Regions from separate parts of the Homo sapiens genome. Here region 1 is linked to region 2. A link is a loop called in an ENCODE intact Hi-C map of the cell type or tissue named here. Cell type or tissue: heart left ventricle. All regions are shown on one strand. Each heading gives the region's core, and the rest is flanking DNA. Links, peaks and the distances in the headings are about the cores only. Region 1 holds the start of NOM1 (nucleolar protein with MIF4G domain 1). Region 2 overlaps UBE3C (ubiquitin protein ligase E3C).

Evidence for each region. Hi-C counts contacts between places; a loop is a spot of excess contacts. Peaks named below come from ENCODE experiments on the same cell type or tissue, not always from the same donor. Only the 100,000 strongest peaks of a DNase experiment are listed, where the experiment ranks them.
Region 1: a loop joins it to region 2, with 2.6 times the contacts of the local background. A loop is called at or near these places in 19 of 110 quality-filtered maps.

Annotation. Positions count from the first base shown.
Region 1 is chr7:156,941,010-156,957,283 of GRCh38, forward strand. It overlaps NOM1 (nucleolar protein with MIF4G domain 1), which reads left to right and starts at 8,703. Exons shown (of 11, transcript NM_138400.2): 1 at 8,703-9,715; 2 at 11,465-11,589; 3 at 13,094-13,289. The coding sequence starts at 8,729. LOC105375605 (a long non-coding RNA gene) reads left to right here and starts at 1,548. Exons shown (of 4, transcript XR_001745007.1): 1 at 1,548-1,607; 2 at 1,719-1,949; 3 at 2,101-2,296; 4 at 3,571-4,775. RefSeq lists enhancers at 414-1,179, 7,855-8,383 and silencers at 8,444-8,793, 9,074-9,123. In heart left ventricle, for the core only: a CTCF peak has its summit at 8,627 (motif pointing right); DNase peaks (open chromatin) are centred at 7,814, 8,702 and 9,136; H3K4me3 peaks cover 3,287 bases; H3K27ac peaks cover 595 bases; H3K27me3 peaks cover 1,929 bases.
Region 2 is chr7:157,263,221-157,279,494 of GRCh38, forward strand. It overlaps UBE3C (ubiquitin protein ligase E3C), which reads left to right. Exons shown (of 23, transcript NM_014671.3): 23 at 4,365-6,150. The coding sequence ends at 4,535. It also overlaps the pseudogene RPL36AP30. Among named protein-coding and RNA genes, the nearest start is that of DNAJB6, 66 kb to the right of the region's middle. RefSeq lists enhancers at 8,595-9,363, 8,755-9,049, 9,364-10,133. In heart left ventricle, for the core only: a CTCF peak has its summit at 10,520 (motif pointing left); a DNase peak (open chromatin) is centred at 10,521; H3K27ac peaks cover 236 bases.

The DNA of each region.
Region 1 (16,274 bases), core at 4,560-12,559, 320 kb before region 2:
CGAATGGGTGACGAGGCGCGATTGGGTGACGAGGCGCGACTGGGTGACGAGGTGCGAATGGGTGACGAGGCGCGATTGGGTGACGAGGCGCGACTGGGTGACAAGGCGCGACTGGGTGACGAGGCGCGATTGGGTGACGAGGAGCACGCTGGGTGAAGAGGTGTGCGCTGGGTGACGAGGTGTCATTGGGTGACGAGGCGCGAATGGGTGACGAGGCGCGATTGGGTGACAGGGCGCATGCTGGGTGACGAGGCACGTGCTGGGTGACGAGGCGCGACTGGGTGACGAGGCGCAAATGGGTGACGAGGCGCGATTGGGTGACGAGGAGCACGCTGGGTGAAGAGGTGTGCGCTGGGTGAAGAGGTGTGCGCTGGGTGACGAGGTGTCGTTGGGTGACGAGGCGCGACTGGGTGATGAGGCGCGACTGGGTGATGAGGCGCGAATGGGTGACGAGGTGCGACTGGGTGACGAGGCGCGACTGGGTGACGAGGCGCATGCTGGGTGACGAGGCGCGTGCTGGGTGATGAGGCACGACTGGGTGACGAGGTGTCGTTGGGTGACGAGGCGCGACTGGGTGACGAATGGGTGACGAGGCGTGACCAGGTGACGAGGCGCAAATGGGTGACGAGGCGCGATTGGGTGACGAGGTGCATGCTGGGTGACGAGGCGCGTGCTGGGTGACGAGGTGTCGGGTGACGAGGCGCAACTGGGTGATGAGGCGCGAATGGGTGACGAGGCGCACGCTGGGTGAAGAGGTGTGCGCTGGGTGACGAGGTGTCGTTGGGTGACGAGGCGCGACTGGGTGAGGCGCGAATGGGTGACGAGGCGCAATTGGGTGACGAGGCGCGACCGGGTGACGAGGCGCGAATGGGTGACGAGGCGCAACTGGGTGACGAGGCGCGATTGGGTGACGAGGCGCGATTGGGTGACGAGGCGCGAATGGGTGACGAGGCGCGACTGGGTGACGAGGCGCGATTGGGTGACGAGGCGCGAATGGGTGACGAGGCGCGATTGGGTGACGAGGCGCGCGCTGGGTGAAGAGGCACGACTGGGTGACAAGGTGCGCTGGCATCTGCAGGGTCACAGATGCAGGGGTCTTTCAAGTGGGGAGCAGCCAAAAATGCTCACATTAGGCCTCCCTCATGTTAGGATCTTCGGTTGAAAAATCTCCCACATAGGCCGGGCGCGGTGGCTCACGCCTGTAATCCCAGCACTTTGGGAGGCCGAGGCGGGTGGATCAAGAGGTCAGGAGATCGAGACCATCCTGGCTAACACGGTGAAACCCCGTCTCTACTAAAAATACAAAAAATTAGCCGGGTGTGGTGGCGGGCACCTGTAGTCCCAGCTACTCGGGAGGCTGAGGCGGGAGAATGGCGTGAACCCGGGAGGCGGAGCTTGCAGCGAGCCGAGATCGCGCCACCGCACTCCAGCCTGGGCGACAGAGCGAGACTCCGTCTAAAAAAAAAAGAAAAATCCCCCACAAAGTATTAGAAGTCCTGGCTTCAGAGCAAAGAAACCTCCACCCCAGGAGATCAGAACCAGCGCAGATGGCCCAGCGGCCACCGGCCAGGCCTCAGAGAACGATCACAGACAGAAAACTCACGCAGGTCAGCGGCCTCAGGGAGTTCACCACCAACCACTGAGCCGTTCTGTGCGCCAGACCCCGGCTGAGCACTCGGCGCAAGTAATCGATTTTCACTCATGGGGTTCCTGTGGAGCGGGATGGCAGCGAGGCTGCGGGCTCCTTTTCCCCAGTGAGTCGCGGAGGAGGACTGAAGGAGGGGCCTGGGTTCCGGGAGCACCAGCGGTGCAACCCCGGGGGAGGCCCTGGTCTACGGCGCGGGGAGCTCAGCCAGTGCGGCAGGCGTGAGGCTGGGCGGGAGGAGAGCTCTCCCGCTCCGCTGACTCACCTGGCGGCCTTGACACACAGAAACAGGCCCCAGCTGAAGGTGCGGCGGGCCGGCACCCTCCTCTCAGGCTGGGAGCTACGGGAATCCTGGCTCCCCCCAGGCTCCTCTCCATGAACCGAGTGGCAAAGCCTGCGGGATGAGCAGTGTGGGGAGGTGTTTGTGGAGCCCGTCACCCTTCAGCCTCTGAAAGACTCACCGTCAGACCAAGGAGCTGAGACCCCAGGAGAACGCACCCTCGCGGAGCCTGAGTCCGCAGACGTCTCAGTACAACCGCCCCCAAATGAAGACCTCAGAGGGCAGCCGACAGCTTGGGAACAGTGAGGGAAGGAGCAAGCAGCCCTCAGGCCCAGCACAGCAGCCACTCAGGGAGCACGGGGAGGGCCGGTGTAAGTTCCAAGCTGAAACGAGCATTTTTATAACAGCCCCGTGGCGTCGGCACCACCGCATCCCATTCCACAGATAGACCCAGGCTGGAGAGGTGAGCAAGGCCACGTGGCTGGAAATGGGGAGATCAGGGTTTCACCCCAAGCCTGAGAGCCCAGGGCCGCGCTGCTGACTACTCTGTGTGCATCTGGCAGCTGAACCTTCCTGTTCCCATCACCGTGAGGCCGTAAGTCTTGCTCACAACTACTTCCCACCTACCTAGCTCAGGTTCCTGGCAGGCGCCAGGATCCCCGGGAACTCCCCAGCACAGCCTGGTCTCCCAGCAGCCCGAGCAGACCGTGGTCAGCGGCTGATGGTGACCAAGCCCTGACGCTTTGTTCCAGCACAGCCAGAGTGCAGGTCGGGCTCCCACCCACAGTCTGGGGCGGGGACAGGTGGATGGGAGCAGTGCAGAGCACAGGAGGGCAGCTCCTGGAATGGTGACAGCCAGGGAAGGGAGCAGGGCTGCAGACAAAGGCCAGGCAGAACAGGGACATTGGTACAGTAGAGAAACCAGCTCTAAAATGATGCCTCACGGGCTGGGAAAGTGACTTACTCCTGACTCCTGTGTACACACAGTACCCTGAGGCGGTGAGCCGAGCCCCGGCTGCCGCCAACGCTCACTCCTGTACAGCACCCAACACACTGGGTGTTGGGGGCCCCTGTATCTCGTTTCTACACACCACAAAAAGTGCGGCTGTTGACCCAGAAGATGGAAATGTTTTCAGTGAGAAGATGCAGGGCTGTAGGTGTAGGTTGGAAGAGACGGGAGAGTGTTCAGCAGAAACTTGCGCCTGGCCCTCTGAATGGGGGGAAATGAATTTCTGTCTCCCCACACTTCCCGAACTTCTGTGCCAGAGCTTCCTTCCCCACTTCTAGACAACACCCCAGGTGCATCTCAGAGCTTTTCCAGTCACTTTTCAGCTTTAGAACAGCATCCTTTGCAGATTTTTAAAATAAATTCCAGCTAGACTGAAATCAAAATTTCATCTTTCCACCAGTTCAGACCTCACCTCAGTTCAGAAATCTGCTAGGAGGAGTGGGGCCTTTTCCTCACTTCCCTAACTTAGCGCATCCTCACATTATTGGGGGCTGGAGGTGCAGGGGGCACGATGTCATCCTCCCCTCTGACAGTTCCCCCACGCAGGACACTCTCCCGATGCCTCCTGTCCCCTGGGAATGGGTGAGAAAGCCATGCTTACGCCCTTGCCACCCTCTGCCTCTTCTTCTCTGACAGGGAAGGGTCTCAGGACCTCCCCAGCCTCTCTTGGCAGATCCTGCAGCTCCTGGACGGAAAAGAGGGGGAGCTCATCACCTACAAACCTCACCAGAGCTCCCAGGAAACAGAAAAAGCCCACATTCTTCCTGGTCACTCCACAGCACCCCCCCTTTCCTTCTGGGTCCCTTCCCTGCTCCAAACACCCCCAGCTCCCTGGAGACTCAGCCTGGACCACCGCAGACCATAGATGGGCAGACACCAGGGCCCGCCTTCAGGCGGAATTGTGCCCATCTGTGCTTCAGAGCCTTTCCCTGCACAATGAAGACGTGGTCTGCACCTCACATGGTGGCTGCCGTGAGGATGAAGGACGAGGCTTGGGAAGCCATCTGCACAGCTTCTGTCCACTGCAGGTGGGATACATGCTCTTGCTGCCCAGCTTGGCTTTCCTTCTGCCCGATGCCCATCCTCCACTCCAGCCAGGCAAGCTCACTGTGCCATGTGCCAGGCTCATTCAGAAGCCCTCACCTCCTCCCGCATTGTCCATGGGAAGTCCCACATCCTCTCAGGCATCAGAAATGCCCCTCTGAGTCAGGGTCCCCCCATCCCCCGCCTTTTCCAGGACACGCCCCTCCCCCTCCTCCTCCTCCAAGACAGGGAGCCCAGGGCACCAGGACACTTGTGCTGCAGGAGTTAGCGAGGCAATTCGGAGAAAAACGAGACAGATAAAAGTTGGAAAGGAGAAGGTTGGGACAGGGAAAGCTGATTGTCCCCAATATCTGTTCTTTTCATGTTCTCTAATAACAGAGGCCCAGATTTTTGGATGAGCACACACTCTTCATACATGTTAGAAGATGTAATGATCCCATTGACAAAAACAGAGTGATAAGACACTTAAGAATAAATTCTGCAAGAAACGTATGCACAACCTATATGAAGAGAACACAGACTGTCTGAATGAATGGAAGGTATATACTGTCCTTAGAGAGGAAGATTTAACATCATAAATATTCTATTCATCTTTCCACCAGTTCAGACCTCATCTCAGTTTAGTCTACAAATTAAACACAACCCCGGTTAAAATACCAACAGCATTTTTCATGGATGATCGTTAATTCTAAAGTTCGCTTTTTAAGTTGGGTGCAATGGCTGTCACTGGTAATCACTGTACTTTGGGAGGCTGAGGCAGGAGGACCATTTGCACTTAGGAGTTTGAAACCAGCCTGGGCAACATAGCAAGAACTCCTCTATACTAAAAAAATAAAATAAAATAAATTAGCCAGGCATGGTGGCATGCACCTGTAGTCCCAGCTACTTGGGAAGTTGAGAAGGGAGCATCACTCGAGCCCAGAAGGGCGAGGCTGCAGTGAGCTATGATCATGCCATGGCACTCCAGCCTGGGCAACAGAGCAAGGCCCTGTCTCCAAAAAATATATAAAAATAAAGATAAAGTTTTTTTTAAAACAAAAGCACTAAAGAAAACAATTACGAAAATGAAGAGTAACAAGGAATGAGAAGACTGATATTAAACTACGTTATAGAGCCATAATAGTTAAAGCAGTAGAGCACCGAGGCATACACATGCTGGAAGATTAGGAAAAAGAGAGCCCAGAGATAGGCTCAAATACATTTTAAAAACTGCTGTATTATCAAGATGGTGTTTCAAATTGGTGGAGAAAAGGTAGATTTTTCATTAAAATGTACTGGCATTGGCATTTTCTGGGGAAAAAATAGGTTGGTCTTACCTTGTTTTATACATCAAAATAAAAAATACATTGGTCAAAGATTAAGTATTTTAGGAGCCAGGTATGGTGGCTCGTGACTGTAATCTCAGATACTCAGGAGGCTGAGGCGGGAAGATCACTTGAGGCCAGGAGTTTGAGACCAGTCTAGGCAACATAGCATCCCTTAAAAAACAAAAATAAAAATAGCTGGGCAGGATGGCTGAAGTGGGAGGATCACTGGAGCCCAGGAGTTTGAGGCCATGGTAAGCTATGATCCTGCCTGTGAAGAGCCACTGCATTCCAGCCTGGGCAACATCGAGAGAACTTCATCTCTAAAAGGAAGGGGGGGAATCTTTAAAAAAAAATCCTTGAGTGGGGAAGAGCTTTCAAAGTATAATACAAAACTTTAGAAGTCATAAAGACTGATAATTTTAACAATGCAAAAGAAATTTTAATCGTCCATGGCAAAAAAATAAAAATGAAACTAGTCAACTAGAGAAAAATACATATTTGCAACATGTCATGAACAAGAGCCAATTTCCTTAATATGTAAAGAGCTTCTGTAAGAAAAGACTGTCATAAACCATAGAAAAATGGGCAAAGGATATGAATCGCAATTTTGCAGAAATGAAATGGAAATGGCTCATAAGCATATGAAGGATGGTCAGCTCCACTTTTACTGAGGAACATGCAAATTCAACTTAATGAGATTTTTTTCTTCCATCAAATTGGCAAAGATAAGTTTCATAACTTTCATTCATTGATGCAACTTCCATGGATGGTCCTTAAGCAATATTTATCAAATTTACAAAATACACACCATCAATTTCAGAATTCACACACTTCTAAGAATATATCCCTTAAACTGTACTCTCACATGAAATGCTGTGTGTGGAAAGCTATTCATTGTAGCATCATTTTTAGTATGAATGTGTGGGAATAAAAACTATCAGCAGGGGCTGTGTCACTAAATGATGGACGGCCTCTCCATCACTGACTTTGCAGCCAATAAAAAATAACAAAGCATCCATTCATTCATGTCTATTTACCGAGTGCCACTAACCCTGGGGACAAATCCACAGACCAGAAGTCATGCCCTGGTGAGAAGGAGACAACAAACACATAAGTCAAATGGGGAGGGAAGTGCCAAGGAAATAGGATGACAGGAAACAGGATTTTGAGGCTGCTGCAGCCTCAAACAGGGTTGTCAGGATGGACTCGCTGAGACTTTTGAGCAAAGGCTGGGATCAGAAAGGACCAGGAGCCTGTGCCTGCGCTGGAGCGGGGGGAAGCGGCGGGAAGCGGCGGGAGAGAGGGGAGACAGGGTCAGGAGATGAGGTGAGGGCAGATCCAGCAGGACCTCCAGCGTTCCTGGAGAGTGAGCTGGCACGCAGCCACGTGGTCCTATTTTCATATTTTAAAAGCATGCCTTTGGCTGCTATGTGGAGAGCAGACTGAAGGGTTGAGGGGATGAAAGTGGAGAGACCAGACAGAGGCCTTTGCAATAATCCAGGCAGCTATGATGGTGGCAGGGAAGGTCCATTGGTCCCTCCCTCTGCTGCAGGATGGTCTACAAGATACATTGTTAAATGAAAAAAGCAAGATGTGGAACAGTGTTTTGTAAACTAGCACTCATGAGACACAGCACACACACCTATTTATGCTTCATTGAGTATAGAATCTATTGGGAAGATCACTTCAGAATGATATATTGCTGCTTCATGGAAGGAGAACTGGGTGGCTTGTGGACAGGCACAGCACAGAAATTGACCTTTTCATTTATATCTTTTTGTACCTTTTGAATTTTGGACCCTGTACATAGAGTATATTGCTTATTAAAAATTAAATTACTTATTTTTTTAAAGTACCTTAAATATTTGAGAGAGGAAAATATTTGCACATAGGAGATACAGAGGATTATTCAAAATTTTTTATTTGTAAAGAATTCCTTGCCGGGTGTGGTGGCTCACACCTGTAATCCCAATACTTTAGGATTTGAGCTTAGGAGTTTGAGACCTGCCTGGACAACACAGGGAGACCCTGTCTCTACTTTAAATTTATATTAAATAAATTTTATATTTAAAAAAATTCGTAAAACCTATAAGGAAAATGGACAAAGGCCATAAACAGAGGAGGAAATACAAATGGCCAGTGAACAAAGACACCCACTCTCATCAGGAACTAAATGACAAGATGCCATTTTGAGCTGACAAGTTGACAAAAATTAAATCATTTTAAAGTCAAGGACGGGCCGGGCGCGGTGGCTTGCCTGTAATCCCAGCACTTTGGTCCGCCATTGCACTCCGGCCTGGGCAACAGAGTGAGACTCGGTCTCAAGAAAAAAAAAAGAAAAAAAATTAAATTAAATTAAATTAAGTCAAGGGTGGGAACTCTGTGGAAATGAAGCTTCTGAAGCTGTCCGGGAAGAGAAGCGGCCCCTGGTCAGGCCGAGAACCCCACAGCAGCAGCCCCGTCTTCCCCCAGCTCACTGCTAGGCGAGGCTGCTCCTGCGCCTCCGGGCTTCCCAAAAATCCAGACGCAAACTGCGCGGCCTCTGCGTTCGCTTCCCGGTTCAAGTTACCCAGTAAAGAGGAACCTCAAACGCTCTGCCCTCGGGGCCCAGCGTCCAAACCCAGCCTGGGCAGGGCCGGCTCCTCAGGGGTCCTCGGCCGCCTGGGGGCCACAGGCGTCTCCCTGGTCCGTATCCAGAGCCTGCTTCTCAGGAGAACGCTGGCTCTGGGGCCAGTCCTAACCCACGAGGGCTCCTCTCGACCACATCTGCAAAGGCCCTATTTCCAAATAAGGTCGCATTCCTGGGTCCTGGGCGGACACGAACCTGGGGCCCGCGCATCCCAGCGTCGTCGCCGCCGCCAACCTCCGGCACCGCGCCGACCCGCGCGGAGTCTCCCCTCCATCATACGCGAGGATTTCCCTTTGGAGTCTCGCTCTGTCGCCCAGGCTGGAGTGCAATGGCGCCATTTCGGCTCACTGCAACCTCCGCCTCCGTGGTTCAAGCGATTCTCCTGCCTCAGCCTCCGAGTAGCTGGGATTACAGGCGCGTGCCCCCACGCTCAGCTAATTTTTGTAGGGGGGTGGGTGGGTTTCACCAGGTTGGCCAGGCTGGTCTCGAACTCCTGACTTCAGGTGATCCACCCGTCTCGGCCTCCCAAAGTGCTGGGATTACAGGCGTGAGCCACCGCGCCCGGCCGGATTTCCCTTTTAAATGTGAAGGCACCTCCATGCTCATCGCGAGCCTGACGTCCACGCGGCGCCCACCCGCGGGCGCGCCTGCCCCGGGCGCCACCTGCCCGGCTGCCCCCGCACCCGGCTCCGCGCAGCTCTGCACGCTGTCGCCCTCCGGCCAGCAGGGGGCGCCGCCCGCCCGCCCCGCGCAGCCGCCTCTTCCCCGGAAGTCCCGCCTCGGCCGGAAGTCGTGCGTCCACGCGTTTCGAAAGATGGCGGCGTCCAGGAGCGCGGGAGAGGCCGGCCCGGGCGGCTCCCAGGGACGCGTGGTCCGCATGAAGCGCAGAGGCGGGCGCGGGCCGCGCCGCGGTCCTGCTGGCGGTGGGGAGAAGGCCCTGAAGAGGCTGAAGCTAGCGGTGGAGGAGTTCGTGCACGCGACTTCGGAAGGCGAGGCTCCCGGGGGTTGCGAGGGGCGCGGCGCCCCGGTGAGCTTTCGCCCGGGAGGGAGAAAAAGCCGTAAGGAACTGAGGAAGGAGAAGCGGCACCTGCGGAAAGCACGCCGGCTGCAGAGGACGGCGGGCCCCGAACAGGGTCCCGGCCTGGGAGGCCGAAGCGGAGCCGAAGAAGCCAGCGGTCACCGGCAGGACACGGAGGAGCGCGCCCGCCCAGCCCCTAGTCGGGACCCCTCGCCTCCCAGGAAGCCGCGGCCGTCCCGGGTCAAGGCCAAGGCCACGGCCGCCACCGCAAAGACCAGACCCTCCGCAGCCGCCACCGCCGCTGCCCGGAAACGGGCGCTTTTAGCGGCGAACGAGGAGGAGGACCGAGAGATCCGAAAGCTGGAGCGTTGCCTCGGTTTGAACAAGCGCAAAAAGAAGGACGGCAGCAGCTCCGTGCCGCTGAGCTTTGCACGCGACGGTCTTGACTATATTCTGGGAGCCCTGGAGTCTGGGAAAAATAGCGGCTTGTACGACAGCAGTGGTGAGGAGGAGGAAGATGCCGGACAGACACTCCCCGAAAGTGACTTAGAGAGTGACTCCCAGGACGAAAGTGAGGAGGAGGAGGAGGGAGACGTAGAAAAGGAAAAGAAGGCGCAGGAAGCAGAAGCGCAGAGCGAGGACGACGACGAGGATACAGAAGAGGAACAGGGGGAAGAAAAGGAAAAGGGAGCGCAGGAGAAAAGGAGGGGGAAGAGAGTCCGTTTTGCAGAAGATGAAGAAAAGAGTGAAAATTCCTCGGAGGACGGTGACATAACGGATAAGGTATCGTGTGAACACTCTCTAGGCCCTCTGGGATTTCCTTCAAAATAACGGGACAGGGAATGGGGCGTGAGGCAGAAATGACACAGACTTGGTGTCTTGATAATGGTTTCAGCTGAATGTGAGTAAATCGAGTACGTTACTCTATTCGGTCTTCTTTCATGTTTTTAAATTTTCATAATGTAAAGTTTAGGAGAAAAGCAATATAGAGACATTTTTATCCCGGGGACTTAAGGGCCATTTCCACAGTGCAGCATCTTCATTCTGTGTTTACCAGCCCAGGTCTCTAAACCTGTTAACCCTACCTCATCTGTTAAGGCCTCTTTCGAGTATCCGAGGACATCTGCCGTGCCCGACTTTTAGAGTGAATTTTCTAAAACTCGAAGCTAATTTACAGCACTCCCTTAGATAAAGTCCAACATTGAATTAAAGATAAAGGCTGAGGCGGGGCAGATCATTTGAGGTCAGGTGTTTGAGACCAGCCTGGCTAACGTGGTGAAACCCCGTCATTACTAAAAATACAAAAAACAGCCGGGCGTGGTGGCAGGCGCCTGTAATCCCAGCTACTTGGGAAGCTGAGGCTTGAACCAGGGAGGCAGAGGTTGCACTGAGCCGAGATCGCGCTACTGCACTCTAGCCTGGGCGAGAGAGCCAGACTCTGTTTCAAAGAAAAAAAAAAGTTCAGAATCTAGGACGTAGCAATCAAGGCATTCATGGGCTGTCATCTTGCATATTTTATCTCAGCGTTCCTTTGCATGTAGCTCATGGTTGGAGGCAGCTGTGTGGAATTGCCTGCATTTCCTTCTCCCCACATCGCACTAGTTCTATGTATGTAAATATTCAGCTTCTATGTATACAAATATTCTTTATTGAACCAGGTTTAAACTACCTAGCAGTGAGGATCGTGCCTTGCAAATGTTTGTGTCCTTAATGATTTGCAAACACCACCACCCCCCTTGATAATTTAGGAAATAGCAGTGAGTTGGTTTTGATTTTTTTTTTTTGAGACTGAGTCTTGCACTGTCGTCTAGGCTGGAGTAGAGTGGTGCAGTCTCCGCCCACTGCAAGCTCCGCCTCCCAGGTTCATGCCATTCTCCTGCCTCATCTCCCAAGTAGCTGGGACTACAGGCGCCCACCACCATGCCCGGCTAATTTTTTGTATTTTCAGTAGAGATGGGGTTTCACTGTGTTAGCCAGGATGGTCTTGATCTCCTGACCTCGTGATCCGCCCGCCTCAGCGTCCCAAAGTGCTGGGATTACCGACATGAGCCACCGTGCCCGGCCGGTTTTGATTTTTATCATATAAACTTAGATATTACTTTTAAACAAGTTTGAAATTGTTTTTAGGACACTTTCCCTCCAAAATTAGCGGTTTGTTTAATTTAGGTTCTTGTATGCTACTGTGCCTGCAGTAAGTTAAGGCCGAGCAAAAGCGCAGTAGATAGGGCTCTGTTGGAGTTGAGCAGATACCAGAGGTGCACAGCTGGGTCTGAAGAGCTACACAGGGGAAAACGAGATGGTGAAATGTATTATTAATAGCATTAATGGGAATAGTGACAGGCACAGCCTGGTGAGTGGAATGTTTACCCATATACTAAGCACTCAATAAATCTGATGTATTTAAGCAGCAATGATCAGTAGCAGCTTCCACCAGTTCTTGGAAGTTTAATATTTAAATACACATATGGCAAAGAAAAAACACAGGATTTGGTCAGTGTAAATTTTTTGTAATTTATTTCTCTTTTCAAGCAGAGTCTTTGTGGAAGTGGTGAAAAGTACATCCCACCTCATGTGAGGCAAGCTGAGGAGACAGTGGACTTCAAGAAAAAGGAAGAACTAGAAAGGCTGAAGAAACATGTAAAAGGTCTACTTAACAGGTGACCTTGTAGTGTTGTTACACTGTGTCACTTAGAGAGGTTGTCTGTTTCCTAAAATGTAGGAATTATCCCAGCAATTCAAATAGAAGTGATGGGGACAGTCGATTGGATCCTTTCTGTTCTTGGCTTGATGCACCGAGACCCATGAGACCCATACCTCGAGAAGGAGAGGATACCCGACTGTTGGCTACTTTGAATCCCTTTAGGGTTTGAGAGCAGCCCAAATGCTCACATTGTTATTCTGAGAAGCAGGAAGGAAAGGGGCAGAGGTTCTTTGTCCGTCTAAGGACAGTGTTGGAAGGACTGGCTTATGTCCCCTCTCTGCAGAAACACATTCACCTGGTCTTCCATCCCCCTTACTCATTGCTCATGTCTGCATTTTGTTGTTACCCACTTTAAGAACAGAACATTTAAAAAACTGATTGGAAACCATACAGGTGGGGCTTTGTCAGTTACACGTGCCCATCAGCTCTTTGGTTTTGAGGATGTGTGTGTGCATGTGATTCTGTGTAGGTTTTTTTGTTTTGTTTTGTTTTGTTTTGAGATGGAGTTTTTGCTCTTGCTGCACTGGCTGGAGTGCAATGGCGCTATCTCGGCTCACTGCAACCTCTGCCTCCACCTCCCAGGTTCAAGCAGTTCTCCTGCCTCAGCCTCCTGAGTAGCTGGGATTACAGGCATGCGCCACCACGCCAACTAGTTTTGTATTTTTAGTAGAGACGGGATTTCTCCATGTAGGTCAGGCTGGTCTCAAACTCCCGACCTCAGGTGATCCGCCCGCCTCAGCCTCCGAAAGTGCTGGGATTACAGGCATGAGTCACCGCACCGGGGCAGTTCTGTAGTTTTATCACATGAAGATTCGAGTCACCACCGCTGCAATTGAGATAAAACTCACCACCATCTCTCCCCTGCTGCCCCTCCATGGCCTCACCCACCCCCTTCCCCCTTGTATTGCTTTTTGTTTCCTGTTATCCTGGGAATTTATATAAACCTCTGTTTCAGTGTCGAGTTCAGTATTAGCACAGGTTCACAGTGAGTAACCTTCCACGTACATATGTGTGTAGTGTCCCCACTACCCGTTCAAACAGAGCAGCCTTTTCTAGTGTTAGGAACTAAGGATTTTTGTGCCACCTAAGAAATAAAACGTTAGCATTTTTTCTAACAACACGTCCTAAGGCTGGACCCTGCCTATGGGATATCAGGTCAGAATATTCAGGGGAGTATCCTCACGTATGTTTCTGTAGACTTAATCCAGGGTATGCCTCAGTGTGGCCACATTTCATCTTGTAAAGACAGCAATTACATTGTTTTGGGATTCCAGAATATTATCTGGTTATGAATAATATATGCTGGGTTATTGGGGCAAGATAAGAATAGTTAAGGGGTCAAAAGTGTACATAAAAATAGAATATATTGTTGGTATGGATAACTCTTTAATTTTTTAAAATTGAACTGAAAATTCCTAATTGGAAACATTGTTGCTCTCTGTCTTTACAATTCTCTGCAGGTTGAGTGAACCCAACATGGCTTCCATCAGTGGGCAGCTGGAGGAACTGTACATGGCCCACAGCAGAAAGGACATGAATGACACCCTGACCTCCGCTCTCATGGGTGCCTGCGTCACTGCCTCGGCCATGCCCAGCAGACTGATGATGGAGCATGTTCTCTTAGTCAGCATCCTTCACCACACAGTTGGAATCGAGGTACAGTTGTACCTTTTCTCCAGGCTGTCACTAGTGTCTCATGGTGATTATTTTAATGATAGGCTTGATAAGTGCGTAATTGTGTGCTGTGGGTGGTTCTTGTGTCGATTCCTTTTTGTTGTGAATAAATACTCTATTGTCTATGTCATGTAGTTGTAAAGAGCATTCAGGAAGTACTTGATTACTTGATTTTGCTTAACTTTGCTTTTTTGTTCTGTCCATTCTTTTTTTTTTTTTTTTTTTTGAGACAGGGTCTCGCTCTGTCGTCTAGGCTGGAGTGCAGTGGCACGATCACAGCTGCAGACTCGAGTGATCCTCCCACCTCATCCTCCAGAGTAGCTGGAACTGCAGGCGCACACCACCAGGCCTGGCTAATTGTTTTGGTGGGAGCAGAAGTGGAGTCTCACTCTGTTGCCCAGGCTGGTGTCAAATTCCTGGGCTCCAGTGATCCTCCTGCTTTGGCGTCCCAATGTGTTGGGATTACAGGCGGGAGCTGCCATGCCCAGCCCTGTTCTGTCCAGCCTAGCATGTCTTTTATGTTAGTTAATTTTCTTCTCGACTGACATCTCAGACGTGCCTTCATTTCCTTTGCACTTCTCCCTTAACACTGATTTATTTCAGATGTTTGGAAGATAATGGTTGGTGTGGTCTCACTACTGAGGTGTTGGTATTGATGGGAGATGTGAGAGCACTGGGGCATGGAACTGCCTGGACATGTTCAGGGAGACCTGGTGCCCTTTCTGTGTCATGGCCCTTTCTCATCAGTGAAGTGGGCTTTTGTTGGGATTGAACTGAACAGTGTACAGAAAGCATCTGGCACCCGACAGGTGCTAAGTAAATGTCCACCCCACCCCCACATCCCTTTCGTATTCTTCTTGCTCCACAACCCTTGTGGTTAAAGTCAGAGAGGCTCTTTGGTGATGGCCTTGGTTCCACAGTCACTGCCCTCTTCTGGGCCTGTTCTCTCTTAATTGAATACAGGAAAGTCATAACACTCCCAGTCAGTATCCCAGTTCCCCCAAGGTAGCTGATTTCAGATGTGTTGAAGTAAATCCGTCCAACTAAAGGAGATTGTTGTGAGGTTGGTGAACGAATGGAGGGTTGGGTCAGTGAGGCTTAGTTTTCCCGTGATACAGTATTTACATGCAAATGCAGTGTTTAACCCATTTGGATCTTTAAATGATAGTCTCTTTTAATGGTGGTTCTCTTAGTTTTTTGCCTTCTGACAGCTCTACTCCAAAAAATAGGCCACAGCAGCACAGCATCCCTAAAAGTCTAATTACCTGGTGTACGTTTATATACTTTCGTCTCCTCCTCACCTTTAATCCTAAAGTGTCCCGGTGAGATCAGGGCAGACCTTTACTGAAGCTTGCTTTGCAGTGCAGCAGGCAAAGCCGCTGAAGCGCTATGTGAAATTCCCAAGATCACGTCTTGTTAAAAGTACACAGAACTTGTTTTCTGGGCTCCTAGGCAAGCATGCTTTCTACTGCAATGCTAGTCACATTCATTTCATTTTTATATTACTTTCTCTCAATTATAATCTTAACAGTTATTTAGAGTCTTACCAAGTGGGGCTCTCCAAAGCTTGCTTTAAGATGCACATATTTGCCGGCCGGGCGCGGTGGCTCACTCGTGTAATCCCAGCACTTTGGGAGGCCGAGGCGGGTGGATCACGAGGTCAGGAGATCGAGACCAGCCTGGCCAAAAAGGTGAAACCCCGTCTCTACTAAAAATACAAAAAAAAATTAGCCAGGCATGGTGGCGGGCGCCTGAAGTCCCAGCTACTCCGGAGACTGAGGCAGGAGAATGGCGTGAACCCAGCAGGCGGAGTTTGCAGTGAGCCGAGATCGCGTCACTGCACTCCAGCCTGGGTGACAGAGCGAGACTCAGTCTCAAAAAAAAAAAAAAGATGCACGGATTTGCCAAAATGAAGTAGCCTTCTTGTCACTGGGGCTTCTGTGCTGAAGGCGGCATGGGGTGGGTGGAGATGCTGCCTGAGTACAAAACATGCTGTAACGCGCACGGTCTGTGTCACTTAGATGAACTTGTGCCTCCGAGTCTTCCTGTGTCCAGTCGTTAAGGTCAACGAGTTAGTTCATGTAATAGGCATAGGAAAGAGCTGGCCCACAATAAGCGCTCATTGAAGGCTCATTATTTATGTACAGAAGGAGATTTTCGTGTTTTAATTCTGTTCTTCCTCTGGCTGGCTTTTCCTACCACTGCTGATTTCTTTGTTGTTGCTAGATAATGTTCTGATCCACATTTTTCCATGTCTAGCAGTAGTTGCATGGTGGCAGCTTTTTGAAAGGCCTGTGGGGCATTAGGAAGCTGAGGGCTGGAGAGAGGGGCACAGGCCTGAGCATCTGAGTGCGGGACTCTTCTGAGCTACATGGGTCATCTCAGATATGAAAATCTGCACCAGCTGCTTTGGGAACCCTCTTGTTATTTTTTATTTCTAAGAGCTGTCCTCATTTTCATGTATGAGCATGTGGGAGTCTGTTTTCTTGTCATTACAAAGTGATGGAATCACTGGGTGCCATTCCTGGGCCCTGTGATTACCATAATCAGGGCCATTCTGTGACTTTCTTGGTACCTCCCTGTCCTCCTAGAGGACACTGGTATGCTTCAGCTGACTTAATCATCAGAATGATCTTAGTATAGGCAGTATCTCAGTGAGTTACAGGAAAAGCCACAGACCGTGACCACCCACAGCACATCAGGAATTTACTTGATTGGAAAACATGAGATAATTGGGCCTACTTTCATTTAAACCTTTGCTAATTGCATGAAGGACAATGAAATGACTTGTTCCGAAGGGAAGTCATTACAGTACTTTAGTTAATGACATCCACAGAAACTTCTGCCAGCGTGTGATGAGCTTTCAGGGTGCTGGCTCCATTCAGCTGCTTTCAGTCCTGTACCGAGAAAAACATTCTGTGTTAAAGACGATGGTGTCAGCTGCTGAATTGCTTCTGTAAGTCCTTT
Region 2 (16,274 bases), core at 5,629-13,628:
TAACACCACCTTCCCCGGGCACCTGTCCTAACGCCACCTTCCCAGGCACCTGTCGTAACGCCACCTTCCCCGGGCGCCTGTCCTAACGCCACCTTCCCGGGCATACAGAGAATCCGTGCCCTTTTGTGCCGTGTCGCTTTGTGGGCTTGCCACACTTACAGAAAGTCGAACGGGGGCCGGGTGTGGTGGCTCACGCACTTTGGGAGGCTGAGGCGGGCGGATCACCTGAGTTCAGGAGTTCTCGACCAGCCTGGCCAACATGGCGAAACCCCATCTCTACTAAAAATACAAAAATTAGCTAGGTGTGATGATGGGCACATATAGTCCCAGCTACTCGGGAGGTTGAGGCAAGAGAATTGCTTGAACCTGGGAGGCAGAGGTTGCAGTGAGCCGAGATTGTGCCATTGTACACCAGCCTTGTTGAGAGAGCAAGACGCCAACTCAAAAAAAAAAAAAAAAGTCTAGCAAGTATTAGGAACATTCACTTTGTGGGAGCGCTGTTGGCACCGAAAGCACTTTTTTTATATTGGATTTTTTTTTTTTTTTTTTACCTTTCAGTAAAAGTAATGTTTTCATTATAGAAAATTGGAAATTGTGATCAAGTATAAGAAACCTATATTTCCTCCCATTCTAACCATTATTTTTTTATGTTTCCTTCCTTTAATTAGTATGTGTTTTATCTACCTACATGAGTGTGTGTTAATGTAGATATGCATAATTTTTTCTGTTTTTGGTAGAGGTAGGGTCTTGCTCTGTTGCCCAGGCTGTCAGAAACTCCTGGCCTTGAGTGATCTCCCACACCAGCCTCCCAAAGCACTGGTACTACAGGTGTGAGCCAACATGCTCGGCCTGTTACACACACACACACCTGGTATTACAGGTGTGAGCCAACATGCTCAGCCTGTTACGTGCACACACACACACCTGGTATTACAGGTGTGAGCCAACATGTTCGGCCTGTTAAGCACAGAGACACACACCTGGTATTACAGGGGTGCGCCAACATGCTCGGCCTGTTACACACACACACACACACACCTGGTACTACAGGTGTAAGCCAACATGCTTGGCCTGTTACACACACACACACACACACACCTGGTATTACAGGTGTGAGCCAACATGCTCGGCCTGTTACACACACACACCTGGTACTACAGGTGTGAGTCAACATGCTCGGCCTGTTACACACACACACACACACCTGGTACTACAGGTGTGAGCCAACATGCTCGGCCTGTTACACACACACACACACCTGGTACTACAGGTGTGCGCCAACATGCTCGGCCTGTTACACACACACACACACACCTGGTATTACAGGTGTGAGCCAACATGCTCAGCCTGTTACACACACACAAACATATATATTTTTAAGACAGAGTTTCACTCTTATTGCCCAGGCTGGAGTGCAATGCGTGATCTCGTCTCACTGCAGCCTGCAACCTCTGCCTCCTGCCTCAGCCTCCCGAGTAATTGGAATTATTACAGGCATGCACCACTACAGCCGGCTAATTTTTTATTTTTAGTAGAGATGGGGTTTCGCCATGTTGGTCAGGCTGGTCTCAGAAATCCTGACCTCAGGTGATCCACCCGTTGTGGCCTCCCAAAATGCTGGGATTACAGTCATGAGCCACTGCTCCTGGTCACGTAATTTTTAAATATAATTTTAGCTGTATCTTGTGTTCAGTTTTCTAGGCTACCTTTTTCACTCAACATTACATCAGGATCATTTTTCCTCATGTTATTCTTTGAGATATTTTTAATGGGCTTGTAGTGTCCCATCATGTGATTTACCAGTTTACTTTCTGTTTTTTAGTTGTTTACAGCTCTTCCTTCGTTGTGATGCTGTGAACCTCTTGTGCATAAATTATCATGTGCATCTCTAATTATTTCTTAGAGTACAGTCCCAGGAGTTGTGAATGTGGGTGAAGCCCCTGCTCCTGCTGCCAGGCCCACCTCTCAGAGAGTTTCGTGTACACGTGTGCAGGGAAGGGCTGACCTAGCTAGGTCTCTGAAACCCGTGCCAGATACTAAATCTGCACAGGCTGCGACAGTGAGCAGACTGAGGGCGATCTGTGCCTTATTGTCTTCCTGTTGGAAGAGAACACATAAATCACGTATCTCAAATGTGAGGCAAATAGCTAATGGTGTTTGTGTATACGAGGAAGGTGGAGTCACCGGTTCTTCGTGGCCATCAGAGGACCGACACGCCCATAGGTCTCATGCATTAAGTCTGCGTTGAGCAATCCCTAACACGGTTTTTGCCTACAGATACATTTGCACAACTGTGAAAACCAGGTACGTATTCATTGCATCATTTTTTGTAAAAAGCTGAGAGAAGTGCCCAGCAACACGTCGTGCCGCGCGTGTGCATGGAACACCATATAGCCTCACCATTAATAGGCAAGATGAGCGAGACCCATTATCAGATGAGAAAAGCACGGCACGGAATACTGTGTCCAATGTGCTCACCGTCTCAATTTTAAACCTAAAGGAGGGAGAACATTTTCTCATGCGTGCATTTCATCTCTGGGAGCACTTAAGACGCTGAAGCGTTGGTTGCCAGTGGGAATGGGAACTGGGTATCTGTGATACAGGGATGAGAATTTTCACACTGTACCTTTAAATACCAGAACGTCATGAACACATCTGAAAAACAATATTCAAATTTCCCTGATCATCTTTCTTTTTTGTTAACAATTATTTAAATTCTGGCACAAGCAAGCCACTTTTCATCATGCATTTGGTCTATAGATGTTCTACCTCCCTCAATTTCGTCTTGTAATTTAATGAATAGGGGAACTGGGGCCGGGCACGGTGGCTCACGCCTGTAATCCCAGCACTTTGGGAGGCTGAGGCGGGTGGATCACGAGGTCAGGAGATCGAGATCATCCTGGCTAACATGGTGAAACCCCGTCTCTACTAAAAATACAAAAAATTAGCCGGGCGTGGTGGCGGGAGCCTGTAGTCCAAGCTATGCGGGAGGCTGAGGCAGGAGAATGGCGTGAACCCGGGAGGCGGATGTTGCAGTAAGCCGAGATTGCACCACTGCACTCCAGCCTGGGTGACAGAGCAAGACTCCGTCTCAAAAAAATAAATAAATAAAAATAATAGGGTAACTGGGTTGCTTCTTTGTATCTCTTGAAAACTGATAGAGGTCTCATCAGATTCTAAATTTGAATTTTTCTTTTTTTGGCAATAACATCACATAGGTAATGTCGTATGCTTCCCATTCCCTTAATCATCGTGGAGATCCACTTCTCGTGAGTCATCTCCCCACAATGCTGGGATCGATCTCTGCGTCAGAATTCCTCTTGATTTTAGTGGTCACTTATCACTGCCTAGATCCATTGTTTAATGTGCTTCTAAAACAGCCGTGTTCTAATTACATAATTGTATAATTTATTAGCTGGAATTTTCTATTTAAAAACAGCTTTGTTTCTTCTCACCAATGATTTGGTTAACCCGAGTAATAGCTTGTACAGGAAAGATAGAATAAATCTTGATCCTTTTTAAAAAATTTTTATAGACAGGGTCTCACTGTGTGTTGCCCAGGCTGGAGTGCAGTGGTGTGATCATACCTCACTAACCTCGACCTCCTGGGCTCAAGACATCTTTTCACCTCAGCCTCCCAAGTAGCTGGGAGTATAGGGGCAGACCACCACACCTGGCTAATTGTTTTGATTTTTATTTTTAGTGGAAATGAGGTCTCGTTATGTTGCCCAGGCTGGTCTCGAACTCCTAAGCTCAAGCCATCCCCCAGCTAGGCCTCCCAAAGTGCTGGGACTACAGGTGTGAGCTATGCGCCTGGCCTGGAATGTTATTTATCCCTTTTTATGCCTGAAGCACAGTGCATAATCTTTTATGTAAGTTAGAACTAAGCCATCAATGTAATTTTTTAAAAAAGCAAATGTGGGCCAGGCACGGTGGCTCACGCCTGTAATCCCAGCACTTTGGGAGGCAGAGGTGGGCAGATCACAAAGTCAGGAGTTCAAGACCATCCTGGCCAACGTGGTGAAACCCCTTATCTAGGAAAAATCCAAAAATTAGCCAGGCATGGTGGCAGGCACCTGTAATCCCAGCTACTTGGGAGACTGAGGCAGGAGAATCGCTTGAACCTGGGAGGCAGAGGTTGCAGTGAGCTGAGATGGCGCCATTGCCCTCCAGCCTGGGCGACAGAGCTAGACTCCATCTCAAAGAAAACAAACAACAACAACAAAGCAAATGTGGTTTCGGGAAAATGTGACTGCAATGGTAACTTTACTGATTGGAGCAGGCACATTTTGTGTACTTTGTATTAAAACTCATGTAATGCCATGCTTGTTACAGTGACATCTTGCACACATGCTGTTTTTCAGGAGTTGTATCCCGCATTTTGTATTCACAACGGAGGCTCCGACCTTGAGCGGCTCCCCACAGCCAGCACCTGCATGAACCTGCTGAAGCTCCCCGAGTTCTATGACGAGACACTTTTGCGAAGTAAACTTCTCTATGCGATTGAATGTGCCGCTGGCTTTGAGCTGAGCTGAAGCTGATGCTGGGGTCAGACCCCTACAGAGAACCAGTGCTTCCTTCGTCAGCAGCGCCTCCCCAGACCCACGAGGATACTCACACTGCACGCCTGAGGCTCTCCTAAGCTCCTTCTTTCATTCTGCCATTCCTCCCTCCCTTCCTTTTTTAAATGATTTTTATTACGGTGTGGTCACTTATTTAGATGGACATTGCTTTTCAAATAACTTAAAATAACACGTTATGTGCCATGTGGCTACTTTAGTAATATTGCCAAGAAGAGCACAGTTTTTACACTAGTGGCATCTCAGTGAAATTAACCAAAGATGAAGCTTTGGCTTTGCTGGTGAGATCAGAGCCCTCCTGAGCAGGCAGCGCCACTCCAGGGTTCAGACAGGGCTGCACAGGCGGCAGAGATACAGGGTCTGAGGGCTGAGACGCCATGGGGCCGCTGCTGCTTATGTGGTTGGATTGTTTACAAGCCTCATTATTAAAACTGAAGGCATTTTTTTTTTCTGCTGCCTTTCCCAAAGTGGTTAGGTTTGGAAAAGAGATGATGATGGTAATATTTTATTTGTGCTTTTTAAGCCATTTCCCCAAATGGGACTAGCATGCTTGTTTTCAGTATACCGTGGCCTGCCTCATGATGGTTTGGAGATACTGTCTGTGGATGTGAGGTGGGGACTTCATTCATTGTCCTATTTCTATCTCCACTTTGTGCCTGGAGAGCTTTCAGGGGAGGTGGAGGAGGAGGGTCTGCCAAGCTACTGCAACATCTGTCACCCACTATACCCAGTTACTTGGGGGAGGACAGACACTGTGGTGTCATTAAAGTTGTTTGAACCAAAGTGGCGGCTGCATCTTTGTCCCGATGCTAGCCGTGCCGGTCTCCCATCATCCGCTCGCCCTCCTTTCCCCTGGGCTGCGCCCACTTGTCTTCCTGGATATTTGGGGGTGACTCGCCATGCTTGGCACCCTCTGCTTCCTGGTGCTGCTCTGACTCGAAGACGGGACAGTCCCTGGTGCACATCCAGGGAAGAGGAGTGTCGGTAGTTCTTGCAGTAGGCACTTTATCAGGACCTGACCTGTTGCTGGGTGATTTTAGTCTCTACAAACAGAAAGCGTTTCAAAGCGTCAGCTGTGGGAGCAGAGTGACCCTTTGCTGATGCTGGGGGGAGGGGATCTAAATCCTCATTTATCTCTTCTATGTCTCGTATTTTACTGTCACTGGAGGCTCTGTGGGCTGTCATAGTTAATTGACCATAATTAGCAATATACTTTTAAAGTGGGAAAGCTGAATGACACTTTTAAGACAATGAACATTATCAAAACAAAATGTATAATTTCTTAATTTGAATAATAAATTAAGCGTTTAAATGCTATTTGTAGTCTTGATATACAGAAATAAAATAATTAGGGTTGGTCTTTTTTATTTTAGGTTGTTTTATGTTGAATGTTCTATATCTTATTAGTTAATTTGTATATTTTATTAGTATTTTGGAAATAGCATATCTGAGACTGAAGAGAAATTGACAATTCACTTATTTGTGGTTTTTTTCTCAGCTATTCTGAGCTTATTTATTTATTTGTATGTTCTAATGGCTAAACATTTACATTAAATGTTTTTTTTCCCAAGATTGTGTTGGAGTCCTACCCCAAATCATTGTGATTAGCACAGCTTCTGAATGTTACTAGTTTTATCACAGGTGTTTGCATGTCACCAGCTAATGGAGTATAGTAAGATGGCCTACACTCACTGAGAATCAGAGGTCCTCGGGAGGATGCCTGTCATCAGGGGTGGGCCGAGCGTGGCTCCCAGGCCGGCGGCCGGTGTGCTCCTATCCGACCAGCCACGGGTGTTGGCTTCCCGAGTCTCCCATTGGGTCTGGCATTAGTTCTTGAAAAATTTCTGGAGGAAGATTCTTTGTTCTTTGTTTTGTTTGCCCTTTTCTACGTTCTGTCCTACTTTCTGCTTTCTGGTAATTTTGTACACAAACCTAAATGTTGACTTGGGGTTATTGCAGATACTTCTCATGAGGTGTTATCTGCAGAGAGATCTTTGTTTTGGTATCCTGAGCTCGTTAAGGCAGCTTTATCGATTGCAGTGGTTTACAGGATGGTGTGTGCTTTTGCGGAGTGTGGGAAACCAGATACTGCATCCCTGCCCATCGTGAGCCTGCAGTCTACACTCTATGTATCCCTGCCGTTGACATGCAGGCCTCCAGTGGTGGAACTGGGAGCACGGGAAAGGCTGTGGTGGGGTTAATGACTCCTTCCAGGAACTTCCTGAGGAGGTGAGTGGTGAACCTGAAATAATTGAATACGTAAGCTTTCTCATACTTGAAAGAAATAAACAGCCAAAGGCATATGGTAACTCAAATAGAAATTCAGGGCATGCTCAGCTCTTTCAGATCCACCTGCTCCGGGTCAGCAAGCATCACAACTAGCAGGGTAGTCTAGGAAGTGACGCAGCCACCCTGTGCATCCCTCACAGAACAGCAGGTTCACCTGGAGGTTTTTCTAATGAGAAATTACCTAGACTTCCCAAACACGGGCTGAATGCTGGAGTGCTACACTGTGGCATGCTGGGATCAACCCAGAGGGCTTTTCCTGGTGCTTGGATGGTGGTCAAAGTTGGTGACCTGAAGAGACTGGTGACCAGCATGTCCAGGTGGGAAAAGGCACTGACTACACAAAGGTCTCTGCTTCCAGAAAATTCTGAGGGTAAGTTCTTGAGCCCAAGTGCTTTGTGCCTCGACTGATTTATCTGTGAAACAGGGACAGTCTGGAGGCTTGGGTTTCACAGGAGCATTCTGGAGATGCCATGAGCATTGTAGACAGGCTTTTGACTTTCACATACTGTAAACCACGTTTTAATTTGTCTCCCTAGGCGGTTGGTGTCACAGGTTGCAAACATCACATCTTCAAAAGTCTGCCCTAACAGCCTACAAGGTTACAATAGTTTTGGCCAAGGTCTTAACAATAAAAATATTGCTGTATAAAGGCAACGTTACTACTACTTTTTCTTCTGCAGAGGTAGGCAGAAAACGGTAATCTCTTTAAATGCTGTTCTCTTTTTATGTGCATTTTTCTTTTTTTGAGACAGAGTCTCGCTCATTTGCCCTGGCCAGAGTGCAGTAGTACTATCTGGGCTCACTGCAAGCTCCGCCTCCCGGGTTCAAGCGATCGTCCTGCCTCAGCCTCCCGAGTAGCTGGGATTACAGGCGTGAGCCACCGCGCCCGGCCCCACTTTTGCTTTAAGAGGATGGTTCACGTTCTGATTACTGAGATGGATTGCTGTGGTTTGGATTCATCGATTGCGCACTTCTAAATGTTGACAGGAGGCAGTGTCCGTCATTAGCTTATAACTGAGGGCCTTATTTATGTTCAAAATACTGAGCTGAAGACTCTTGACACCAATTTTACCGTTCAGATAGGAGCTCCCACCACCAGCCTCGTCTTCCCTGACCCTGGAGTGGGCAAAAGCAAACATAGAGGCTCGAAGGGTGTCACAGGAGGGAACCATAGCCAGCCAACTGGGGCTGCCTAGAGAGGCAAATACGGCAGAAGTCACTGGGTTTTTCTTTCTGCACGATCCAGAATAAAGAAAGGCACACCTGTTGTGCTCATTAAGGTGATCTTATGTCATGGAAGCAGCCTGGTGTCAGTCTTGAATTTATCGTGGAGGGTGTTCACATACTGAGTCACCCAAAGAATTCAATTGCTGGCAATGTTTCTTAGATTTGTGGATAGCACAAGGTCCATGCGTCTCCTTGAACTGCCAGGATTGCAGACAGAAGTCCGCCTCCACGATGGGTGCTCCACGCCTTCACAGCTCAGGACCCGCATGTGAACTGGCCAGCGTCACTCCACGTACGCACCGTGCTAGGTAATGGGATGGCGCCGATGGACTGATGAGTTTGAGGTGATGACTGAATGGATGCTGTCGTGCTTGCATCCACAGACTTGACAGGACCAGAGCTGTTAGAGCTCATTCAAGTGTGAGGGGGGTAGTCTTTCTTAAAATGGTATCGTGTTCATGGTCATCAGCTCCCTGTGGCTGCTGTAGCAAATTACCACAAATCAGGTGGCTTAAAGCAGCAGCATTTCTCTCCTCCAGGGATCAGGAGGCCTCACAGCCTCAGGGAGGAACCCTTTGTCTCCTCCAGCTTCTGGTATCTGGTGTCTTCTCCCCCTGTCTCCAGTGTCCTGCCTTTTTCCTATAGACACCCCTGTAATCCAGGATGACTTCATCTCAAGATCCTCAATTACATCTGCAAAGACTTTTTCCAAATAAGGCCATGTATGTACACATGTCCTGGAGTCAGGACGTGGCCTGTTTCTTTGGGCAGCCCCATTCTGGCTGTGTTGATTTAAGTGTGGTAGGTAGACCCGTGGGGATTTCGAAACGTGTTCTGGTTGTACTTGGCTGTTGCCCACGCAGACGCAAACAAGCCTTTCCTTTGACTCAGTAAAACGAGCGGTGCATGAGATCAGTGTTCCCGGCCCTTCCTGAAGGCCATTGTGTCTCTAGGGGTTGGGGCTTAGCAGTCTGTATTTTTTATAGTGTCCTGGATAATCCTTCACAGGTGATTTCTGGAAAACAATTAGACAGTCTCAAAAAATCCTTTCAATGTTAAAAACTTCTAGGTTGGGAGTTGCAGGGCATTCCAGCTGATTTGCCTGGAGTTCATTTCTGGTGCTCCAGGGAGTCCTGATACCCGCAGCACCTGGGCCGGAACCTCCAGCTGTACGTGCCATCCAGGCTCCATGGAGGATGGTCTGTGGCACAGCTGCCGACTGCTCGGCTGTGGCCTGGCCCACAGCCCTTCGAGCCTCTACGTTTGCTTTTGCCCAGTCGGGGGTCAGGGAAGATGAGGCTGGTGCTGGGAGCTCCTATCTGAACCGTAAAACTGGTGTCAAGAGATCTTCAGCTCAGTATTTTGAACATAAAATAAGGCCCTCAGTTATAAGCTAATGATGGGTTCTAGAGGCTAATTGCAGCCCGGAGCCAGACGTGAGACTCCAGTCCGGACTGCGTTCTATGTTCCCGACACGCGGGCTGTCCCTAGGCACCTGGCCCTCCTCAGGTCAGCCTGGCCTTCTCCCACTCAACACCTACCACTGCATCACAGACCCTCCCAACAACACCTGAGGCCTTCCTGCCGCTTTCTCTGCCCCTCCCTGTCCCAAGCCATTGGCTTAGAATTGCAGCAAAGTGTCCTCCGTCCTCAGTTCCTGCCCACTGCCAAAGTGACCCTGACCTCAAGTCAGTTCATGACACTCTGGGCAAGACCTTCCAGTGTGTCCCCAGCTCAGGGAGAGCTGAGACCCTGTCATTCGCCCCTGGTGCCATCAGACCGCGCCCCTCCCCGGCTTGGGGCCCTGGGATGTGTGCTGTGCTGTGGCGCATGGCTGATCTCGTGTTGTACAGCAGTTTATTGCCCAGTGCCACCTCCCCTGCCACACCCTATTTAAAACACAGCCCCCCTGACCTCAGCACATCCATCCTCTCTTATTGGTATCTTTCTCTAGAGTGCTGATTTTCATCTAATACACCATGTACTTCACTCACCTATTACTTCCTTTCTCCCCCACCATGTAAGTTTCATGGAGGGTGGGAGGTTAGTAAACTGCTGTTTACCAAGCATGTAGAATAACGCCTTGCACACAGCAGATGCTCAGTAAATACTGGTTGAGTGCATGGATTTGCTACATCTATGGAGAACAGTCTTGCTAACTAAGGTAAATTTCAAGTTAGCCCCTGTATGGTTCCTACCCTCAATTCTTGGACCCCCATTTTTCTCACGAGAGCCTCCCTGCGGCTGCCAGCCGGCCCTAGCTCAGGGTAGGAGTGGGCGCCCGGTGCAGGCCGCCCAGGCACCGCCTTTCTGGTGGTCCCACTGCGGGCAGCTGCCCACGTGTCCAGCAAGTGCCTGCCTGGCCTGCTCCAGACCCCGGGTCGGCTTCGTGGTCCTGGGCAGTGCGTGGGCTCCATCTGGTGGTCAGGAGTGGGCACTGCGTGTGGAAGGGCGCCCGGCGCTCTGGAAGGTGATCTTCACCCGGGTGCCTGCCCCCGCAACCAGAGTCAGCAGGCTTGCACTGCTTGTGTCTCCTCATCAGGAAGTGGCTAATAAAATAGCAATATAAAGCTGACCTTTTAAGAGAAATGTTAAAGTTTTTGAGATGGAGTTTCCCTCTTGTTGCCCAGGCTGGAGTGCGGTGGTGCAATCTTGGATCACTGCAACCTCTGCTTCCTGGGTTCAAGCAATTCTCCTGCCTCAGCCTCCCACATAGCTGGGATTACAGGCACCCGCCACCACGCCCAGCTAATTTTGTATTTTTAATAGAGACAGGATTTTGCCATGTTGGCCAGGGTGGTCCCAAACTCCTGACCTCAGGCGATCCGCCCACCTTGGCCTCCCGAAGTGCTGGGATTACAGGCGTGAGCCACTGTGCCCAGCAGAAATGTTAAAGTTTAACATCCCATTGCCTTAGTTCCTCAAATGTTACACACACAGCAGCAAGCCAGCAGTTTCTACTAGGTTTACAGTAGAGAAGGGAAACCTGGCCAGGCACCCGAGCTCATGTCTGTAATCCCAGCACTTTGGGAGGCCAAGGCAGGTGGATCGCTTGAGGCCAGGAGTTTGAGACCAGCCTGGGCAACATGGCAAAACCCCATCTCTACAAAAAATAAAAAGGTTAGCAGGGCATGGTTGGTGCACGCCTGTGGTCTCAGCTACTCTGGAGGCAGAGGCAGGAGGATCGCTTGAACCCAGGAGGTCGAGGCTGCAGTGAGCTATGAATGGCACCACTGCACTCCAACCGGCCACAGTGTGAAACTCTGTCTCAAAGAAAAGTGAAAACCTTTGTCCACACACAGACTTGTACACAAATGTTCATAGCTGCCTTATTCACGATCGCCAAAGGATGGAAACACACAAGTGTTCATCAGCTGAGGAAGGAATAAACATTATGTGGTCCCTCTGTGCAGTGGAATAGGACTTGGTCGTAAAAAGAAGTGTGGGCCAGGCGCGGTGGCTCACGCCTGTAATCCCAGCACTTTTGGAGGCCGAGGCGGGCAGATCACGAGGTCAGGAGATCAAGACCATCCTGGCTAACACGGTGAAACCCCGTCTCTACTAAAAATACAAAAACAATTAGCCGGGCGTGGTGGCGGGCGCCTGTAGCCCCAGCTACTCAGGAGGCTGAGGCAGGAGAATGGTGTGAACCCAGGAGGCGGAGCTTGCAGTGAACCGAGATTGCGCCACTGCACTCGAGCCTGGGCGACAGATTGAGACTCTGTCTCAAAAATAATAATAATAGTAAGTAAAAGGAAGTGTGATACACAGCAGCATGGGTGCGCCTCAGGGACGTTAGATACAAAAGGACACATGCTGGGTGACTCCTTGACCTGAAGTGTCCAGCACAGGCACATCCCCAGAGGCGGGGTGCAGACTGGTGCTTGTTAGGGCTTAGGAGGGAAGAGACGGGCACTGACAGCTGATGGGTACAGGGCTTCTTTGGGGGCTGACGAGAATGTTCTGGAATTGGTGGTGGTGGCTGCACAATCTTGTGAATATACTTAGAAATAGGAAACTGTACACAGCTGGCCCTTGCGTAACACGGTCTGAGCTGTGCAGGTCCACCAAAGCGTGGGTGGGTTTCTTTTTTTTTCTTTTTCTTTTTTTTTTTTTTTTTTTTTTTGAGATGGAGTCCCAGCCTCCCGAGTAGCTGGGACTGCAGGCGCCCACCACCACGCCTGGCTAATTTTTTTGTATTTTTAGTAGAGACGGGGTTTCACCGTGTTAGCCAGGATGGTCTCGATCTCCTGACCTTGTGATCCACCCGTCTCGGCCTCCCAAAGTGCTGGGATTACAGGCGGGAGCCACCGCGCCCGGCTACATGGGTGGTTTTCCATGAAAGCTGCCCTCTATTGAGAGGCCAGCCTCTCACCTCGCCTTCCGCCTGCCCTTCCTCCTCTAGCCCACTTTATTGTAAGAATACAGCATATGATACGTAACATAGAAACCATGTGCTAACCACTGTTGATGTCACCAGTTGGTTAGGCTTCTGGTCACCAGCAGGCCGAGTTACATTTTTGGGGAACACTGCCTAGTTCAGAGGAAAGACTGGAGTTGGAAATTCTGTCAAACCCATTTGAAGAAGCTTGGAATTTTCTAATTTGGGGGTGTATTTACCTTATTTCATTCTTACCTTTGCTGAGGCTTCCAGTTCAGAAAGAATGGGCCTGGGGCGGTCTTTATCTTCCCCCAGGACCCCCAGTCGAAGGATCCCTTCCTTTGAGGTGGGGCCCACATGGATCTGCAGGGGCCTCCCCTCCCTGCAGCACCCTCGCCCCCCTCCCCTACTCAGGGGCCCCTGGGACCAGAGACCTCAGCCCTAGGGACACCCTGGTGGGCCTGTGCTGCCACCGAGGCCCCTCTCCTCTCTCCGGGGCTGACCGCGGTGGCCGTAGGGGCCTTGCCAGGGTCTGCAGATTCAGGGGGCAGTTTCCTGTTCTGCAGCAGAAGGCGTCCTTGCACAGTCCCCGTGCAGCAATGATGTGTGTGTGAGCACAGGCCCTGGCCACTGCGGGGCAGGCAGAGGGAGCCGGTTCTCCACCTGCCCAGCTGGGACCCCAGTGTGGGACCTGTTTCCTGATCCGCCGCATCTGGGGCTGTCACCTGCAGCTCAGACTGTGGTGCCCGCGGCCAGGTAAGGTTCACACATTATGTTCACATCCAGACCCCACAGATGTGAGGGGCCCCAGCAGATGTTCTGCACCAAGTAAGGGATGAACAGACAGGCCCAGGTCCAAGGCCTCCTGCCCCCTCTCTATTGCCCCCGCCTGGTCTTGCTGAGGCTCCTAAATGGGGTGACAAGGGCAAGGCCAGGACTCCCAGCCACCCTTACCACCCTGTGCCCTGACACCCAGCCAGCTCCTCACCTAAGACCCATCCAACATCTTGGACTATCATTCAAGGAGGAAAGACACCTTGATCCATCTTCAGAGTCCCAACATTACTAAGACAGCCACCTAAGACACCATGAAAGGAAGGCTGGTCACAACAAGGACTGATGAGGCAGGAAGTGCCTGATAAATTCACTCAGAATGTGGTCATTGCTTCCTGGATACAATGAAGTCAACACTGAAAACTCACAGGAGAGAAGTCCCCCTGGAGGGAGCCTCCCCTGTCTACTGGGGGGACTGTTTCGCTGTAGCAGTGTGGGGCCATCCACTCCCTGCTTCAGGGCTATCCCCCGTCTACTGGGGGGACCATTTGTCTAACGGGGCAGCATCACCCACTGCAGGAATCACCCCTGTCTACTGGGGAGACCGTCCCCCGTTCAGTCTGGGGCCTCAGCCTCTGAGGCAAGCAGGGGAGAACCGGGCAGAGTCTGTTGACTTCGGATGGTCCTAATGGCCTCAGTTTCTGAGCAACTCCTTTCTGCGTCTCCCCACACCGGCGCTCCCGTTCCTCCAGCCAGGCTCCCGTGTGTCCTCCTGGTGCCTGTCCTTCCCCCGGGTGTGGGCTCCTTCGCAGGCGCTGCCCACCCCCCACCTCCTGCAGCCACTCATGGCCGGCTCTGGGCCCTGGATCCCCGGAAGGCACACACATTGAGGAAGAGGCTGTGTCTCCTCTCCCCTCCCCTTGCCGGGCTGCTGGGGGCAGTCCTTGGCCGGCTGCCCATCTGTGCCATCGTCTGCACAGAATGGAAAGTGAGCGTCTGTCATGCTCAGTAATTCCATGTCTGTTGAATCTAATATCAAAAGATCTGGGCATCTGTGCTGTGTGTCTGAGTTTTTTCATTTCATTTTCTAGTGATGAGTGTTGAGTGCAGGTTGCCACATACAGAGCAGCGAGACCGCTGGACTTTCGCTCTGCCCAGTGCTTGGTGGCCCCCCAAGGAATGTGTTAAGTGACCTCCTTTATTTTTATTTTGTTTTATTTTTTGACACAGGGTCTCCCTCTGTCGCCCAGTCTGGAGTGCAGTGGTGCGATCTGGGCTCACTGCAACCTCCATCTCCTGGACTCAAGCGATGTTCCTGTCTCCGCCCCCCGAATAGCTGGGATGACAGGTGCGTGTCACCGTGCCCAGCTAATTTTTGCATTTTTTGTAGAGACGGGGTTTCACCATGTTGCCCAGGCTGGTCTTGAACTCCTGACCTCAAGTGATCTGCCCGCCTTGGCCTCCCAAAGTGTTGGGATGACAGGTGTGAGCCACCATACTGAGCCGAAGTGACTTCTTTTCAAGGAGGTTTCTAGGGGCCTGGAATTGCTTTTCACAGGGGGATGGGGACTTGATTTACTCCTGAAAGGGTGAGGGGCGATGGTGTCCCCCTCCCCAGGTCACCCCTTGAGCTGCCATGGGCTTCCAGTGTGCAGGAGCCTTTGGGGACAGGAGACAAGGACAAAACACTTGCCTTAGGGGACCCTTGAATGAGGGCTGTCACTGGCTTAGGTCACCTGGGGAAGCTGCTTACCCTCAGGTGGGTGCCTGGAGTCTCATTCAGGGAAGGGCAGAGCCTAGGGTGGGGGCGCACCCTCAGACAGTGCAAGGGATCTGCAGGGATGTCAGAGGCTCTGTCCCAGACAGACAGGCCCACAGGTGGGCACCACACCAGGGCCACCACCCTAGCCCCACAGCCAGGCCACCCCCAGATGGGCAGCCTGGGCCCATCTTGACGCTGTCAGCTCCCATCCAACTCAGATGCCCGCCCCCCCTCCAGGGGAAGCAGGGAACCCTCGTGTGGGTGGAAGCTCCTGTTCCTTTAGAATGGAGATTGCAGCTGGGCACAGTGGCTCACGCCTGTAATCTCAACACTTTGGGAGGCCAAGGCAGGAGGACCCATTGAGCTCAGGAGATCTGTAGAGCGGAAGGAGGGTCTGGTTCTTCGACACGTGTTTGAGAGATGCTAGCAGCCAAGGCTGGGCTCTGGAGGCCGACAACACAGAAACACACTGTGTCCCAGTTCTGGAGGCCAAAGTTCAATGTCAGCATCGCTGGAGCAAAGCCCCTCAGGGGCTCGGGGACCCTCCTCCCCTGGTCCCGCTCCTGGGGTGCAATAGGCCTTGGCTGGGTCTGCATCGCCCCACCCCCCTCGCCTGTGAGCCTGCCCTCTGCTTCCTCGGTGATGCCACGGAGCCCCGCTGGTCCAGCAGCAGCTGACCTGGGCTGTTCTCTTTTCTTTTTTTGTAGAGACGGGGTCTGGCTGTGTTGCCCAGACTGGTGTTGAACTGGCCTTGAGCCACCTCCTGCCTCAGCCTCCCCACGTGCTGGGAGTGAGGCTGAGCCACGGGGCTGGCTGCTGTGGGCGAGTTTCCTCCGTGGGACCCTGGGCTCAGATCCTCCCAGGGCCTGACCCCTCGGACACACGGACAGTATGCGCTGGCTGTATACCTGGGTCACCCGTGCCCACACCGAACCCAGCACGAGGCCCACTTCATTTCCGTATTCGTCCGCTCGCCCAGTAAACAGTGAGAACGCGCAAATCCCTGCGGGGCCCGGGCTTCCGGGACGGGCTGGACGGACAGGCCTGAGGGGCGCGGCCCGGGGACGCGGGAGGGGGCGTGGGAGGCGGAAGTCCCAGGAGAGCCTCTGGGGACTCCAGGGCCGCGGGAGCGGTTGTGGGTGCGGGGTCGGGATTTGCATTTCCCGCGCTGGGCCGGCGGACGCCCGAGGCCTGCAGGAGACCCGGGGCCCAGGGCTCGGAGTCCAGGAGGTGATTCGGGAGGGCCTGGGACGGCCCCGGG